Regions from separate parts of the Homo sapiens genome. Here region 1 is linked to region 2. The links are chromatin contacts, found by Hi-C in ENCODE. All regions are on one chromosome and are shown on one strand. Each heading gives the region's core, a stretch centred on a gene start or an enhancer-like site at or near the end of the contact. The rest is flanking DNA. Distances are from core to core; before and after follow the strand shown. Region 1 overlaps TEK (TEK receptor tyrosine kinase). Region 2 has its middle 22 kb from the start of TEK.

The links. Hi-C counts contacts between places; a loop is a spot of excess contacts on that map. Pooled maps may share reads with other maps.
Region 1: a loop to region 2 is called in a pooled map, with 2.2 times the contacts of the local background. The contact joins two enhancer-like sites. A Hi-C loop is called at or near these places in 4 of 168 maps with a recorded cell type or tissue (CD8-positive, alpha-beta T cell, HAP-1, chondrocyte and 1 more) and 1 of 50 pooled maps.

Annotation. Positions count from the first base shown.
Region 1 is chr9:27,149,623-27,152,632 of GRCh38, reverse strand. The region is part of intron 1 of TEK (TEK receptor tyrosine kinase); the gene reads right to left. Among named protein-coding and RNA genes, the nearest start is that of TEK, 42 kb to the right of the region's middle. Within about 2 kb of position 1,417, at least 3 of the 41 ENCODE cell types and tissues checked have a DNase peak (open chromatin) inside an H3K27ac peak, as active enhancers do.
Region 2 is chr9:27,085,947-27,088,955 of GRCh38, reverse strand. No RefSeq gene overlaps it. Among named protein-coding and RNA genes, the nearest start is that of TEK, 22 kb to the left of the region's middle. Within about 2 kb of position 1,540, at least 2 of the 41 ENCODE cell types and tissues checked have a DNase peak (open chromatin) inside an H3K27ac peak, as active enhancers do.

The DNA of each region.
Region 1 (3,010 bases), core at 168-2,667, 64 kb before region 2:
CTACTCAACTTTATTTTATTTTATTTTTTTGCGGCGGGGGGGCTTCATATAAGATTTTATTTGAAAGAAAAAAATTTTGCTTAATTAAAAACATAAAACCTCAAAGGTCAGCAATTTTCATTTTTTCACAGATGAAGGGGATGAAAGGTTAAACATATCAATGAAAATACACTCCACTGCAGCACAACATGCTTGCTCCAATTAGCTTTTTTTTTTTTTTCCACATTCCAGTTCACATACAGCTGCAGATGAAATCAAGTCCTGATTTACCCAGTTCCCTGATCTTCGAAGTGTTGGCAAGCTAGGAGACAATTTTAGGCAGATTAAATTATTGCATCGCAGGCTTATTCCCTTGTGCTTCTTACTACCTCAGAATTGTAGTATTGGGTGGAATTCTGCTAAGGTGTGTTTGGAATAATGCGTCATGTCTTCAGAACAACTAACTGTATGGTCACTGTATGGTTTTTTGGAAATTTGGTATTAGCTATGGTTAAATTTTTCAAAAGGTGTTCATGGTAATTTCATCTTTGTAACAGAAGTAGGTATCTTAAAGTTCTAAATATTTGAAATACCAATTAGCACTTCCTTGGCCAAAGGCATTTCAGAAATCAGGGAACTGGCAATGAACTGAAAAGGTCTGAGTCAAAAGCATTTCTGGAATTAAGGCCGTGGCAATGAGCCAAAGAAGCAAAGACAACTCCCAAACTATCCAGGATATTTTGCGAAATTGTTTGGATTTTAGTTTAGGTTTTTTGTTTTTGCTGTCCTGAAAAAGAAAAATTATCTTCAGTTCAAAAAGCACTCATTAAGTTGTTTATGTGTCCATTCATTCACTTACCACGCAGACTTATTGCATGCTTCCCCTGTGCCCAGTACTGCACTTGGCCCTGGAGACACAGCAGTGAATATACAACCGTCTCGTAGCTTATAGGCAAATGTAGGAGACAGACATGGAAAACTAATCACATAAACACATAAATACAGACAGGTACTAAGAGAGAGAATTACAAGATGCTTATGAGACACCATAATGGTAAACTTTATCAGACTTGACTGTTTTGAAGGAGGGTTTGTGGACTTTTAGTCTAAAGGAAAGTTGGGGTTAGCCAGGCAAAGCAAGAGAGAGATGAGAAGATAATCAGAAAAATCTTCCCCAAAATGGTAACTACTGAGCAGTAGTTACTCATTTTTCAAAAATGAGTTTTTAGTAGGACTCAATTCTAGAATGTTCTTTCTCTATCTTAAAGTTGCTATTAATTTCTTTCTGTTGGGCCCTAAGAACTACCAGCACTATTCCTCTGTGTCAACCCTTATGTTAAAGTATTTTCAGTATCTTTTCTGCCTTCTTGTCTCCCATGAAGAAATCCAGTTCCCAGGCATGTTTCCAACACTTTAATCCTTTTTTATTCTCTGTCTTCCTTTTGTGTATGTAGTAAGTCTCTGAGCAATAACTTCTTCCTCAAGATTCCTTCCAAGAAGATATTGGGCAGCTAACAAGAAGATACCAAAATATACAAGACTGGAAATAACTAAAGGAAGTTGCTAACATTTTTATTGTATAGCTGGGAGTTCAGAGTTATCCAGGGGCATCCTGGATGTGACTGGGCTGTGACTCTCTAACAACAAACTCCTGTGCTCACCCAGGAGTTGTACCAAGCCAGTTTCCCCAAAGGCCATGCCCGTTTCCCATCCCTGCTTTCCAGCCAAATGGCACCCTTGTCTGTCTGCTGGAGGGAATGACATCCTCTCGCCACCTTCAAACGCCGGAAATTTTCCATCTAGGCCAAATAACACATGTGTTAGTTAGAATGAGGATCAGTCAGCTGGCAGGAAACTTTTTATTTCCAGGGAACAGACAGAGCATCCACACAACGAGACTTTACTGAACATTCATTTATATGCAAACTCCATTCTGTGAGGCAGTGGGGGTGCAGGAAGCATGGTTCCATCAAATCAAGGATTGTTTACACCGGAAGAGGTTTTACAGACTGCTTGGTGCAAGCCTCACACCTTATTTTTTTGAGACAGTGTCTCACTCTTGTCACCCAGGCTGCAGTGCAGTGGCACAGTCACTGCTCACTGCAGCCTCGAACTCAAGGGCTCAAGTTATCCTCCCACCTCAGCCTCCTGAATAGCCAGAACTACAGGCATGCAACACCCCTCCCCCCAGCTAATCTTTAAATTTTTTGTAGAGATGGGGGTATCACTGTGTTGCCTAGGCTGGTCTCGAACCTCTGGGCTCAAGTGAAGCTCCTGCCTTGGCCTCCCAAAATGCTGGGATTACAGGCATAAGCCAACATGCCTGGCCAAGCCTTACACTTTATAACAGGCAATCTGAGGCATATAGAAAAGAGACCAGTTGGTGATTGCACAAAGGGTAGTGGTAGAGCCAGCCCTCAAGTGCTGATTTCTCTCCAGGGCCCTTTCTGTCACCCCAGAGTAGCAGTGTTAACAGCCAAGTCCTTAGTGTGAGGGAATATGGAATGTATATACATCTGGCAGGAGGGCGCCTGGAGAATCCTGGAGTTTGGTAGAAATTGGGGGAAGAGAAAAAAGATTTTGAGGAGAGGTGGCTAAAAAGCTAGAAAGGGTACAGGACAGAGAAATTGAGAATATCTAGAGAGGAGTTTTGGCCACCTTACAGATTCCCTTAAGCCTGGCAGTGCTGCCTCATCATCTTCCCTACTCACTTTGTCTCAGGAGTGGGATGCTCTCTAAATGCACTGTGTTTATCAGCACCAGGATACCCGGTATGGGAAAAATGCATCTTTGGAACCAGACCACCTTTTTCTGGGCTCTTCTCCTGATTCAATTACCTGCCAAGTTCCCAACTACCCTTATGCTGCTCAAAGACGTACATACCCACACCCACAACCAAGCATATCTATCTTCCAAGACAGCACTGAACAAAATTCAGTGTCTCCTCAGTGCCCTGTTCTTCTGCTCCCAACAGAGAAGGCAATTTGACTGACTTGCCTGCACAAAGAGGAGAATAAGCAAGAATTGCTCA
Region 2 (3,009 bases), core at 291-2,790:
AAAGAGAAAGAAAGACATTTATGCCACAACACAGGCCAGGCACTTGCACATATGTTATCTCATTCAATCTTCTTCACCTTTGAAAGATAGCAATTTCTATTCCCATTTTACCAAAAAAAATTACATAAATAATGTCCAAGATCACAGAATATGTGGTAGATTTTCAGTGAGTGTTTACTGGAAATGAATAAAACAATGAGTAATTTAAACACAAGTCATGCATATGAAACAAAAAGTATATCATAAGGCCGGGCACAGTGGCTCACGCCTGTAATCCCAGCACTTTGGGAGGCCAAGGTGGACAGATCACGAGGTCAGGAGATCGAGACTATCCTGGCTAACATGGTGAAACCCCCATCTCTACTAAAAATACAAAAAATTAGCTGGGTGTAATGGTGGGCACCTGTAGTCCCAGCTACTCGGGAGGCTGAGGCAGGAGAATGGCATGAACCCAGGAGGCAGAGCTTGCAGCGAGCTGAGATTGCACCACCGCACTCCAGCCTGGGCGACAGAGCGAGACTCCATCTCAAAAAAAAAAATATTTTATACATCGCTGAGCATGGAAATACATAATGAATTTAAATATTACTTATTTAGAAAGTTCAGTTATTGTTCAATGTTCACTGAAATTTTCATAAGAGGTTTCAGTGAGGGGAAAATATTTGAGTTGGGCTTTGAAGTATGGATAGACTATAAATAAATGGATGGGAGGGAGAAAGTTGAGGTGGAGGCAGCTACAGGCAAAGTCATGAGTGGGCAAGAACATGGCTGTGTAGAGTGAAGTGGATTAAAACACTTTCCTAGGAGCCTTTCAACTCTAACTTTGTTTCCCCACAATATGTAGAGGCTCTGCAATCAATGTCTACTAATGTTATGGGTCTTGTTAATATTTAACTTTCTTCAATATAATAACAAATATGGAAACATCATCAGATAAATAATTAAGTCAAAGAATGTAAGAACTAGGAGACCCTTAACATTTCCCAGGGCAATACACATGGTAAATGGCAGACTTGGGTGTGAACAGATATTTCTGGTTTCCATGTTCTTTATTCTTTCTACCTACAAGGTTTGATTCCTCATTTACAAATGAGGAATGAAGTCTGGAGAACTTATATTACATAGGTTTGTTGTTGTTGTTGTGGTTGTTGTTTTGGTTTTGAGACAGGGTCTAGCTCTGTTGCCCAGGCTGGAGTGCAGTGGCACGATCTCGGCTCGCTGCAAACTCCACCTCCTGGGCTCAAGCAATCTTCCTACCTCAGCCTCCTGAGGAGCTGGGACTAGAGGTGCACGCCACCACGCTCTGGCTGATTTTTGTAATTTTTGTAGAGACAAGGTTTCACCACATTACCCAGACTGGTCTCAAACTCCTGGGCTCAAGCGATCCGCCCTCCTCTGCCTCCCAAAGTGCTGGGATTACAGACATGAGTCACTGCACCCGGCCCATAGTTTTTATTAAAGAGCAAATGCAGTCAGGTTTTTGCATTCCAGTTTCTCTGGGAACACAGAATAACAATATATAATATAAATAGAACGCAGATACCAGGCTCTGTCACGCAGAAACAGAAGTCAAAAGCAGAGGAGTAGGTTACGGAGGAAGATGAATCTATTTGGTTTGTGTTGAATTTGAGTTTCTGCTAGATAAGCTTTGGATTTCCAGAGCACCCTTCTCAGAAGATTCTCCAAATTATGGGGAAACCACTTAGAGTTCTGGCAGAAATAATAAACTGTTTGTATATGCGTCTGTTTATTCTAATTCCAAACATTCCTTTTCTCCTTCAGTTAAGTGACCAAGTTGTGAATCGGCCCTTTGACAGTTAGGTATTATGTGTGTGTGCATTTTCTTAGCTTGATAGTTTAAATTACCCTGTAATCATTTGCTTCTTTGAAGGTTTAGGCTGAAAAGAAGACATATGGCACTTCTTAGTCACTCCCACGCTGGAAGATATGCCTGGTCTCTACCTTCACCCACTTGTCTTCATTTCAGTGGAAACCTCATAAAGACCAGGCCCACTGCTTGTCTAAACCTAGAGCTGATGAGAAAAGACAATCCCAATGTTACTGTAAAAGAATATTCTGTGTCCTGCCCCTGACTTTCCCCAGGAATTGGGGCAGAATCTCTCTTCCTTTTCATGAACACATTGCCCACTTAATTTGAGTTAGTGTTTTTTTAAAAAAATAAAATTGAGTTTCTGCAGTCCTTTAAAAAGATGACAAATGTCTTAGAAAAATAAATATTTTCCAGGATGCTCTCATCTTAAGGATAGTTGTGATTCAAGAAATAAGAAAATACAACTGATAAGAAACTCAGATAATATTCTCATTGCCTAAGTTTCTCGATGTGTTGAGAAAGAAAGCTAATAACACTTAGATTTATGTTTAAAAATGTATTTTCATGTTTAATGAAACATATGGGATAGTTTTGTTCTTTAAATAATTTGAAATTTCATAGGTACTTTGTTTCAAATTTCATTTTCATGGTGTCTTTTAAATTGGTTCATTTGGCCATGGACTAATCAGATTTTTTCCTGTTGATCTGCAGGCTAGAGGTTTCACAGTTTTAAGTCTTTTGCATTTTGAACAGTTTCCTTTTAGCCAATTTTTTTTTTTGCCTTTTTTTTGGTTGTTGTTGTTGTTGTTTTGTTTGTTTGTTTGAGACGGAGTCTCCCGCTGTCACCCAAGCTGGAGTGCAATGGCATGATCTCGGCTCACTGCAACCTCTGCCTCCTGGGTTCAAGCGATTCTCCTGCCTCAGCCTCCTGAGTAGCTGGGATTACAGGTGCCCGCCACCATGCCTGGCTAATTTTTGCATTTTTAGTAGAGACGGGGTTTCACCATGTTGGTCAGGCTTGTCTCGAACTCCTGACCCCGTGATCTGCCTGCCTTGGCCTCCCAAAGTGTTGGGATGACAGGCGTGAGCCACTGCGCCCGGCCCAATTTTTACTTCTGTATCACATTTTTAAAGTAAATGTGCAGATTAAGTATGTTAATATTTTTACTTATTTTATA